2 separate regions of the Homo sapiens genome follow, and region 1 is linked to region 2. Evidence: read pairs that join two places in POLR2A ChIA-PET (ENCODE). Cell type or tissue: HepG2. All regions are shown on one strand. Each heading gives the region's core, and the rest is flanking DNA. Links, peaks and the distances in the headings are about the cores only.

The links. Peaks named below come from ENCODE experiments on the same cell type or tissue, not always from the same donor. Only the 100,000 strongest peaks of a DNase experiment are listed, where the experiment ranks them.
Region 1: POLR2A ChIA-PET joins it to region 2 with 6 read pairs; 4 of 35 experiments call an interaction of 5 or more read pairs at or near these places.

Annotation. Positions count from the first base shown.
Region 1 is chr1:52,078,088-52,083,466 of GRCh38, forward strand. BTF3L4 (basic transcription factor 3 like 4) reads left to right here. Exons shown (of 6, transcript NM_152265.5): 4 at 5,253-5,379. Among named protein-coding and RNA genes, the nearest start is that of BTF3L4, 24 kb to the left of the region's middle. In HepG2, for the core only: no CTCF peak of the experiment used is centred there; a DNase peak (open chromatin) is centred at 2,154.
Region 2 is chr1:51,966,637-51,972,015 of GRCh38, forward strand. The region is part of intron 2 of RAB3B (RAB3B, member RAS oncogene family); the gene reads right to left. Among named protein-coding and RNA genes, the nearest start is that of RAB3B, 21 kb to the right of the region's middle. In HepG2, for the core only: no CTCF peak of the experiment used is centred there; DNase peaks (open chromatin) are centred at 2,195, 2,875 and 3,965.

The DNA of each region.
Region 1 (5,379 bases), core at 244-5,243, 110 kb after region 2:
GGGTCTCGCTCTGTCACCCAGGTTGGAATGCAGTGGTGTGATCACAGCCTCGACCTCCTAGGCTCAGCAATCCTCCCACCTCAGCCTCCTGAGTAGCTAAGACTATAGACATGTACCACCATGCCACCTGGATTGCTTTTGCTTTTTTTTTTTTTTGGTAGTGATGGGGTTCTCGCTGTGTTGTCCAGGCATCTTGAACTCCTGGATTTAAGCGCGCCTCCTGCCTCAGTTTCCCTAAGTGCTGGGATTACAGACATGAGCCACCATGCCCAGCCATGATTTTAGAATAAATTGTATAGGAGGTATCCATTCATTCATTCAGCAGATTTGAGTGATTATTATGTACTAGATATTGGGGGAAATACTATGTCGAATAAGGCATGGTCTCTGATCTTAAGAAATTAACCTTCTAGTATGGTCAGTGATTTACAAATGCAATTATACTACAAGACAATTCTGTATAATAGCAGTAAGTGCATAAACCACCTTAAGTTTTCACAGAGAAAGAAGCATCTTACCTCAATCTTGGATAAATGGGAATGTGCAAGATGGAGAAGTAGGAAATGGTTCTTCTAAACAGTGAAAACAGCATATATAAATACACTAGGAATGAGAGGACAAAGTTTACTGCTAACTACTATACACATCAGTATTAAAGCAAAAAATGAGAGCAAGGGCATTCTGTGGTTTGGACTGGGGTCTCAAAATGCCTCTTTCTCCTTAGCTCAAGTGGCATCCTTTACCTTCAGCTATCTTTAGGGAAAAAAAAACAAATTTTGACCTAAAGGGGATGTTTGGTTGAAAAAGAGACCTCAGTGCTGGTATAGTTGCTAATTTAATAGTCCTTTTTATTTGGCTGCTCCTTGTTCTTATATTGTACATATATTATATGGCTTACTCAAACCACACAGTATAAAATCACTGAAAGAAGTGAAGTCTCGATATTAAATGCATATAATTTGCTTTATGACTTTAACAAGTTCCTTATCCCTTCTTTTACCCAAAATGGTAGGAGAGGTGTCTAACTGGTCTTGTTCAGCCAAACAATTCATCGTTTGATAGTTTATAATAGCTCGTGCCCAGAAGCTTTATATAACCATGTCATTTGCTCAGAAGGAAGGAATGTTAGAAATAAAATAATTTGAATTAGTCGGGCATGGTGGCACACACCTGTAATCCCAGCTACTTGGGAGGCTGAGGCAGGAGAATCGCTTGAATCCGAGAGGAGGAGTTGCAGTGAGCAGAGGTCACATCACTGCACTCCAGCCTGGGCAACAAAGTGAGACTCCATCTCAAAAAAAAAAAAAAAAGAAAGAAAATATTCTAGCTGTTTTACCTTCTAGTATTTCTCTATATTCTAAAATTAACTAAACTCTCCATCCCTTTCTGGACCTTTCTATTCCTGAAGCTGCATCTTTTAGACCACTCCATTTAAAACAGCCATGAATAAATTTATTTATGTTTCACAATCTGAGATGGAATTCATCTTGCTTTTCACACTAAACTCAAGCATATTTCAAACTAGAAAGACCTATATATCAGGGTGTAAAATATAACAACATTTAGCCTTCAGAAGAGAAACTTGAACATAAGAAAAAACTCCATGAGTTTGTTTATTGTTTTTGGCTCCATGTTAGCCTCTTGTTTTGTAGCCAATAAGATACATTTTATCTATATACCTGTGTTGTTTTTCTTTTGTGTTCTCGATTTGGCCTATATCCTGAAATAAATCATTCTCTGACAAGCTCTCATGAGGCCATGGAATTTTCTTTTTCTTTTCTTTTCTTTTTTTTTTTTTTTTTGAGACAGGGTCTCGCTCTGTCGCCCAGGCTAGAGTGCAATGGCATGATCTGAGCTCACTGCAACCTCTTCCTCCCGGGTTCAAGCGATTCTCCTGCCTCAGCCTCCCAAGTAGCTGGGATTACAGGCACCCACCACCACACCCAGATGATTTTTGTATTTTTAGTAGAGATGGGGTTTCACTATGTTAGCCAGACTGGTTGTGAACTCCTGATCTCAGGTGATCCACCCGCCTCAGCCTCCCAAAGTGCTGGAATTACAGGCATGAGCACCCAGCTGAATTGAATTTTTGTAGGCAAATAAGCGTTTTAAGTATGAGAATGATTTAGTAGGAAGGAAACAAGAACAAGTTGGGAAACCCAGGTTAAAGTCCTCGGTTTGCACTTAACAAGCTATTTGTCCTTGGGTATGTTGCTAACAAAGAGCTTTTGTCTTCAGTGTTTATTTCTTTAACATAAAGGATTTGAACTGGAAGACTTCTAAGTTCAACAAATATATAGCCTGAATTTTTTGAACAATATTGATTTCAGATTTCTTGTGACTTTAATGTCTGTAAATAAAAAAAAAGTCTCAGATTCCAATATTTGAGACTCTGCACCCAGAAGCATTTTAGAAATCTTTGGTTTTTTGGGTTTTTTTTTTTTTTTTTTTTTTTTTTTTTTTTGAGACGGAGTCTGACTCTGTTGCCCAGGCCAGAGTGCAATGGTGCGATTTCGGCTTACTGCAACCTATGTCTCCCAGGTTCAAGCAATTCTCCTGCCTCAGCCTCCTGAGTAGCTGGGGTTATAGGTGCCTGCCACCATGTCTGTCTAATTTTTGTATTTTTAGTAGAGACAGTGTTTCACCATGCTGGCCAGACTGGTCTCGAACTCCTGATCTCAGGCAGTCCACCAGCCTCGGCCTCCCAGAGTGCTGGGATAACAGGCGTGAGCCACTGCGCTCGGCCTTCTTTTTTTTTTTTTTTTTTTTTTCTGAGAAAGTCTCACTCGGTAGCCAGGCTGGAATGCAGTGGCACAATCTCAGCTCACTGCAACCTCTGACTCCCTGGTTCAAGTGATTCTCCTGTCTCAGCCTCCCAAGTAGCTGGGATTACAGGCACATGCCACCACACCCAGCTAATTTTTGTATTTTTAGTAGAGAAAGGGTTTCACCATGTTGGCCAGGATGGTCTCTATTTCCTGACCTCGTGATCCACCCGCCTCAGCCTCCCAAAGTGTTGGGATTACAGGCCTGAGCCACCGCGCCTGCCCTATTCTTTTATTTTTTTGAGAAAGAGCTTCACTCTTGTCGCCCAGGCTGGAGTGAAGTGGTGCGATCTCACCTTACTGCAACCTCCGACTCCTGGGTTCAAGCCACTTCTGCCTCAGCCTCCGAGTAGCTGGGATTACAGGCACCCACCACCATGCCTGGCTATTTTTGTATTTTTAGTAGAGATGGGGTTTCACCATGTTGGCCAAGCTGATTCTGAACTCTTGATCTGCCCACCTTGGCCTCCCAAAGTGCTAGGATTACAAGTGTGAGCCACCGCACCTGGCCTGAAATCCTCTTTTAAACCACGTGATTTGGTCTTGATTTGAAAAATATAGTCCTACCATATCTTTTGTTCTTTTCCCATTCTAAAATTATGTGATTCTAGGCTAAATGCAGAGCAACATCCCATTTCACATCCACTGTCATCCTTCTCGAGCCCAGATTTCACCCACTTTAACATTTAACTTTTTAACAAAACTGTAATTATCTTCAAAACTATATAATTTATCTTTTCTGAAGTTAACATAACTCACAGTGCTGTGTTTTTAGAACAGCTGGGTTGAATGCTTGTGTGTGATATAATTAATAGAACCCTAAGTGTAATAGTGAGAGAGGGAAGGGTATAGAATTTAAATAGTGATTTTTGTCAGAAAAACCTGGGGAAATTATTTGTGGGTTTAGTTACAATTTTCCAGGGATTTGCCTTTATTTTCTCTGTGTTCCAGGTCTTGCCTGAAATTTAGAAGCCCCTTTCTTGCCCTTCCTTTCTGGTGCTATCAATGGTGGTAATCACCTCTGAGGAAGAAAAGCCCTCTTCCCACTGTCCATGGAGAACACTCAGCATCTATGCTTGATTTTGACAGGGCAGATTTTGGATGAATCATGAAATGCTTCTAAAGTAGCCAAGAGTTAACTCTTCCTAACCTTTTTATATAGTAAGCATGTTACCCCACAAGGTAACTTACCCAGGGGAATCAACTACATAGTGGAATCACGTTATTCACACATTTAACTTACACAAATTCAACTCTACTGAAAAAAACATGAAGTACATGAGTGAGAGAGAAAAATAACAATCTTAAGTAGCACATGTTAAACCTTCCATTTCAGTAAGTCCCAGGCAATGGATGAAATCAAATCTGAAATAGTTCATATTGGTGAAAGTTATGGAAAGAATGTGAGGATGATTTTTAAAGGTTTCCTAGTTGATAAAGCATGTTCAGGTCACTAGGTGAGTGGGTGGGACAATTTCTTTGACCTTTACAGGGGTTATTAAAGATTGTTGAGAAGCTACCCTTAAGAATTAGAGGAACTGGCTGGGTGTGGTGGCTCATGCCTGTAATCCTAGCACCATGAGAGGCTGAGGTGGGCAGATCACCTGAGGTCAGGAGTTCGAGACCAGCCTGGCCAACATGGTGAAACCCCATCTGTACTAAAAATACAAAAATTAGCTGGGCATAGTGGCATGTGCCTCTCATCTCAGCTACCAGGTTGGGAGGCTGAGGGAGGAGAATGGTTAGAACCTGGGAGGCAGAGGCTGCAGTGAACCGAGGTCATGCCACTGCACTCTAGCCTGGATGACACAGCGAGATTCTGTCTCAAAAAAAAAAAAAAAATTAGAAGAACTAGCAAAATCCCTTACAAAGAATGGCATGATTAGAACAAGTTGAAATTTTTATAAATGTACTAAGTGCTTGAAGGAATGAAACACCTGGTTACGTTTCTGAGTGTTCTTTATGGATTTTTAGTGGTTGTTTTTACCATATACTATTTCCCCTTTGTAACCAGTCCCCTAAGTAAGATGCTACCCTGCCAAGTGGAAATTGCACTGATTTTGTTTGACAGTATAAATTGAGTAAGATAATGAGTAATTTCATTAAGAAGCTGGTTTTTGGCTGATACTTCCATTTTTTAAAAAAACATGGTCATGTACTTCCTTCTCTTAGAAGTCTTTGAATTTAAAATCTAGATTCTATAATGAATTGAATATTTCTTGTCCATCCTAGTAATTTGTGCCATCTACACCATTTTACTTTATTACTATGATCTTTTTCCACGAATGTCCGTTGCTTGGCCAGTTACTACCTTGGGATTACATAACTACCAAGTAAAGAACCATAATTGGCTGAATTGCTTTTTAAAAATATATTGTTTTAGTGTACCTAGCATGTGAAGTACATTTTTCTTCTGTGATCATACAGGTGAACATGATTAAAGATGATGGGACAGTTATTCATTTCAACAATCCCAAAGTCCAAGCTTCCCTTTCTGCTAATACCTTTGCAATTACTGGTCATGCAGAAGCCAAACCAATCACAGAAATGCTTC
Region 2 (5,379 bases), core at 145-5,144:
CTTACTTCCTCAGCAGCTGGTTCCTACAGGCTTTGGGGAGATAAAAGTGTCAGCATGTTTCTGCAGCCACACCAGGAAACTTGCTGCCTAGAAAAATCAATTCTGATTATCATAAGAGCTGAGCACAGGATGGTGTACTCAGGAACTGTCTTCACATTCCTGGAGCCACAGAGACTTGTCAGAGCCCCAGTTTCCCTGTTCAGCCTCCAGACTCTTCTGTGCTGCCCGCTGATCTCTCCACAGGTCTCCAGCTTACACTCAAGACGAGATTGCACCTTCCTGAAGGTGGCAGGAAGAGCACTGGAATGGGTCAAGGGACATCACCATGAGCCCTCAGTAAAGTCCCTATCTCACTCTGAGCCTCAGCCTCCTCCTGTCTAAAATGAAAGACTGAGGCTGGGCACAGTGGCTCACGCCCGTAATCCCAGCACTTTGGGAGGCCGAGGCAGGAGGATCAACTGAGGTCAGGAGTTTGAAACCAGCCTGGCCAACGTGGTGAAAACCTGTCTCTACTAAAAATAGAAAAATCAGCCAGGCATGGTGGTACATGCCTGTAATCCCAGCTATTCGGGAGGCTGAGGCAGGAGAATCGCTTGAACCCAGGAAGTGGAGGTTGCAGTGAGCCAAGATTATGCCATGGCACTCCAGCCTGGGCAACAAAAGCAAAACTCCACCTCAAAAAATAAATTAATTAATTAAATTAAATAAAATGAGAGACTGAGATGTGATGTGCTCTAAATTCACAGGCTTGTTGACACCTAACAAGGTAACAGGAAATCTTAATCAGCAGTGTGAACTTAAAACATGGACATTACCTGCTTCAGAGTCTTAAAGGATGAGGGAATTTATATCAGGTATTTTCCTTTTTCTTTTCTTTTCTTTTTCTTTTTTTTTTTTTTTTTTGAGATAGGATCTTGCTCTGTCACCCAGGCTGGAGTGCAGTGGTGTGGTTATAGCTCAAGGCAGCCTTGACCTCCCAGGCTCAAGTGATCCTCTGGCCTCAGCCTCATGAGTAGCTGGGACTACAGGCACATGCCACCACACACACAGCTTATTTTTAAATTTTTTGTAGAGACAAGGTCTCAGTATGTTGCTGGTCTCACTCCTGAGCTCAAGTGATCCTCCTGCCTTGGCCTCCCAAAGTGCTAGGATTATAGGCATGAGCCACCACGCCCAACCAGGTCTTTTATATGTTACTAACAGATGCTGTAGTAGTCAGAATAATAGTCTCCCAAATATATAATCCCTAAAATCTGTGAATATGTTACCTTACATGGCAAAAGGGATTTTTGCAAATGGGATTAAATTAAGGATCTTGAAAATGCAGGATTGACCTGGAATGCCTAGGTGGGCCCATTATAATCACAAGTGTTTTTATAAGAGACAAGGAGGAGGTTCAGAGAGGTTGGAAGATGTTCCACTGCAGCTTTGAAGATGGATGGAAGAAGGGGCCCCAAGCAAAGGGATGTAGGCAGCCTCTGGAAGCTGGAAAAGGCAAATTAAAGATGCCCCCCAGATGAGGCCCTCCAGAGAGAACACAGACTGAAACCAGCCAACAAATTGATTTTAACCCAGTGAGACCCACCTTAGACTTCCGACCTCCAGAACTGTGAGATAGTAAGTTTGTGTTGTCTTAAGCCACTAAGTTTGTAGTAATTTTAGTGCAGCAACAGGAAACTAATAGAGAAGCCTATTAGACAGCTACCCAATCTCATATAATAATCCATGACTGTACATTCTTAAATTCTAGGGAAAAGTCTCTTGATATCCTATTCTTCTTCCCCTAATCAGAACAAGAGAGCTATGGTATTCATTTATTGGGCTCATAATTTCAGTCTCATTAATTCCTGGAGAGCAGGGAATGTCACATTTATATTAATATCTCTATCCCCAGAATCTGGCACAGTAAATATTTGTTAAATGGCTGCTGAAGAGCCACAATCCTCCTTCTTCCAAGTTTCTGGTATGATTACCTTTCCCACATTCCTACACTCCCTTACATTTCAGCTATTCTTATATTACTGGCCCTAAGATACAGATCCTTGACATTCCCAGATTTAATACTCACTAGCTTTAATATTTATAAATGACTCCAAAGCCATGTTGTGACCTAACATTTCATGGAGGCTGCTGTGTGGACATAAGGCAGATGACTGATAAGCGAACCTTGCTGACTGCCCAGCACCCCATCTCACCTTGACCTTGTTCTCAGTTCCTGTTTATATGAGGAGTTACTCACATCACTGTGGAATTCAGATTCCCAGGAAATCTCTTAAGACTCCTCTTGTTTGTCCCATTGTTTGTCATTCTGTCTAACCCTCCTTTGGAACCCATGGTCACTCTTATCTATGTCTTTAATTATAGTAAGAGCTATTGGGCAGGAGCAGTGGCTCACACCTGTAATCCCAGCACTTTTGAAAGGCCTAGGCAGGCAGATCACTTGAGCTCAGGAGTTTGAGACCAGCCTGGGGAACATGACAAAACCCTGTCTCTACAAAAAATACAAAACTTAGCCAGGCATGGTGTGGCACACACCTATAGTCCCAGCTACTGGTGAGGCTAAGGTGGGAGGATTGCTTAAGCCCAGGAGGTCGAGGCTGCAGTAAACCATGAGCATACCACTGCACTCCAGCCTCGGACACCCTGTCTCAACATTAAATACATGAATAAAATGATAATTTAAAAAAGAGCTGTTGGAGGAGGGACCCTCCTTTCTCTGTCTATGAGGAAGGCTGTCCATGGAGACAGAGGCTTCTCCTACAGACCTGAGTGGAATGCTTTAGGCCTTAAATATTAGTAAATCTGGGCCACATGGACTTTGACTTTGAGTGAATGGTGTACGGGCTAATTATAGCCAGCGGCCCACGTTGGCCTATGACTGGGTTTGTGTGTCTTTCTGACTCCAGAGTAAAGTATGAGCAAGCTGCACTTGCCGGAAGACTTTAGCCATGGCTTCATCCTCGCTTTAATGAGTAATAAGGCTTTTTTTTTTCCATTACGCCCCATCTCTCTGACTCCTGCATCTATTTCTCAATGGGTTTAGGTGGGGAAGAAAAGGAATGCTATTTATCAATCTCCCTAGAACCTTAATAAAAACTACGATTTGTTGAGTGTTTACTCTGTGCCATGCACTATGTTAGTGCTTTATGCACATTATCTATGTATGTCTTTAGTTACACTAAGAGCTTTTAAATCATCACCAACACAGCAATAGATCCAACTAGAGGCCACTTACTGCTGGGTGCTGGTTGCACTCAGTCTCTACAAGAAATACAAAATTTATTCAGGCATGGCATAGCCAGGCACACCTGTAGTTCCAGCTACTAGGGAGGCTGAGGTGGGAGGATCACCTGAAGCCAGGAGGCAGAGGTTCCAGTGACCTGAGATCGCACCACTGTACTCCAGCCTGGGAAACAGAGTTAGACCCTATCTCAAAAAAAAAAAACCCAAAAAACAAAAAACAAACAAACAAACAAACAAAAAAACAAAAACTAGAATCCAGGACCCAGAGTCCTAGGTGAGCTCAATCCTCTGGATTGTTCTCTTGATCAGCACCAGACAGCCTCTGCAATGGGCCCCACATAGAGGTGGTGGAAGCCCCCTCCACTCTTCTATTCCCACAAGGTCTCCAGGGGTTGCTTGGCAACCAGCACCCAGCAATAAGTGGCCTCTAGTTGGATCCGTTGCTGTGGAGTTACCAAGTCTCCTCTCACACCTGTGCATGCTCTCGCTCCCTAATAATGAGGCTTCTCTCCTATCCCTACCTCCCCAGTAAGACTTTCTTCTCTGATCCACAATCATTAACTTCTCAGGAAACAAAGGGAGCTCTCAGGGACCTTTGTGGTGAGGGGCTCCAGGCAATAAGGCACTCCCAAGACCCTCATCCCCCAGAGATGACAGAAATTCCTATTGTGGGTGGCCCTGCTCAGCAATGCTCATAACCTCCTCTTCTTGTGTCTGGAATCCCCTAAGAGAGATCAAATAGGCTGGAGGAATTTAACTGAACACTTCATACTGTGCTAGTGAGTCACTAAATGCTGTTCCTACACTGGAACCACAGATGGAAAACTTCAGAAAGCAACCCAGTGGCTGGGCACGGTGGCTCACACCTATAATCCCAGCACTTTGGGAGGCCGAGGCGGGCAGATCATGAGGTCAGGAGAACAAGACCACCCTGGCTAACACGGTGAAACCCCGTCTCTACTAAAAATACAAAAAAAAAAAATTAGCTGGGCTTGGTGGCTGGGACCTGTAGCCCCAGCTACTCGGGAGACTGAGGCAGGAGAATGGCGTGAACCCAGGAGGCAGAACTTCCAGTCAGCTGAGATCGTGCCACTGCACTCCAGCCTGGGTGACAGAGCGAGACTCCGTCTCAAAAAAAAAAAAAAAAAAAAAAAGAAAGAAAGCAACCCAGTGACCCCTTCCATGTGGACCCAAAGGTAGAGAAAGGAAGGAACCCAATATTTATTGCATTCCCCAGACACAGTATTATGTTATCACATTTAGGCCCCCTCACCACCAGCAAACCTATGAGGCTTTAATAGTTGAAGACATTAACTAGTCATAAAAATGAAGTGATTTATCAAAGCTCACAAAACCAAAAAAAAAAAAATCACAAAACTTTTGTGTACAGAAGTGATATGTATAAACACACATAAATGTTCCCCCTTTCCCTTTACAATGAAAGCAGTCTCCCCCTATCCTTGGGGGATAAGTTCCAAGACCCTCAGTGGATGCCTGAAACCTCAAATAGTACCTAATCCTATACAGTATACACTATGCTTTTTCTTTTTTCTTTTCTTTTTTTTTTTTTTGAGATGGAGTCTCGCTCTGTCGCCTAGGCTGGAGTGCAATGGCGCAATCTTGGCTCACTGAAACCTCTGCCTCCCAGGTTCAAGCAATTCTACTGCATCACCCTCCTGAGTATCTGGGATTACAGGAGCCTGCCACCACGCCCAGCTAATTTTTTGTATTTTTAGTAAAGGTGGGGTTTCACTATGTTGGCCAGGCTAGTCTCGAACTCCTGACCTCATGATCCTCCCACCTCAGCCTCCCAAAGTGCCGGATTACAGGCGTGGGCCACTGCACCCAGACCACACTATGTTTTTTCAATTTCATAACCACGATGGCTACTGAGTGGCTAATGGGCAGATAGCAAATACAGCACGGATATGCTGGATAAAGGGATCATTCACGCCCTGGGCAGGACAGAGCAAGACAGTGCAATATTTCATCATGCTACTCAAAACAGTGTGCAATTTAGGCCAGGCACGGTGGGTCACGCCTGTAATCCCAGAGCTTCGGGAGGCCGAGGTAGGTGGATCACTTGAGGTCAGAAGTTCAAGACAAGCCTGGCCAACATGGTGAAACCCCATCTCT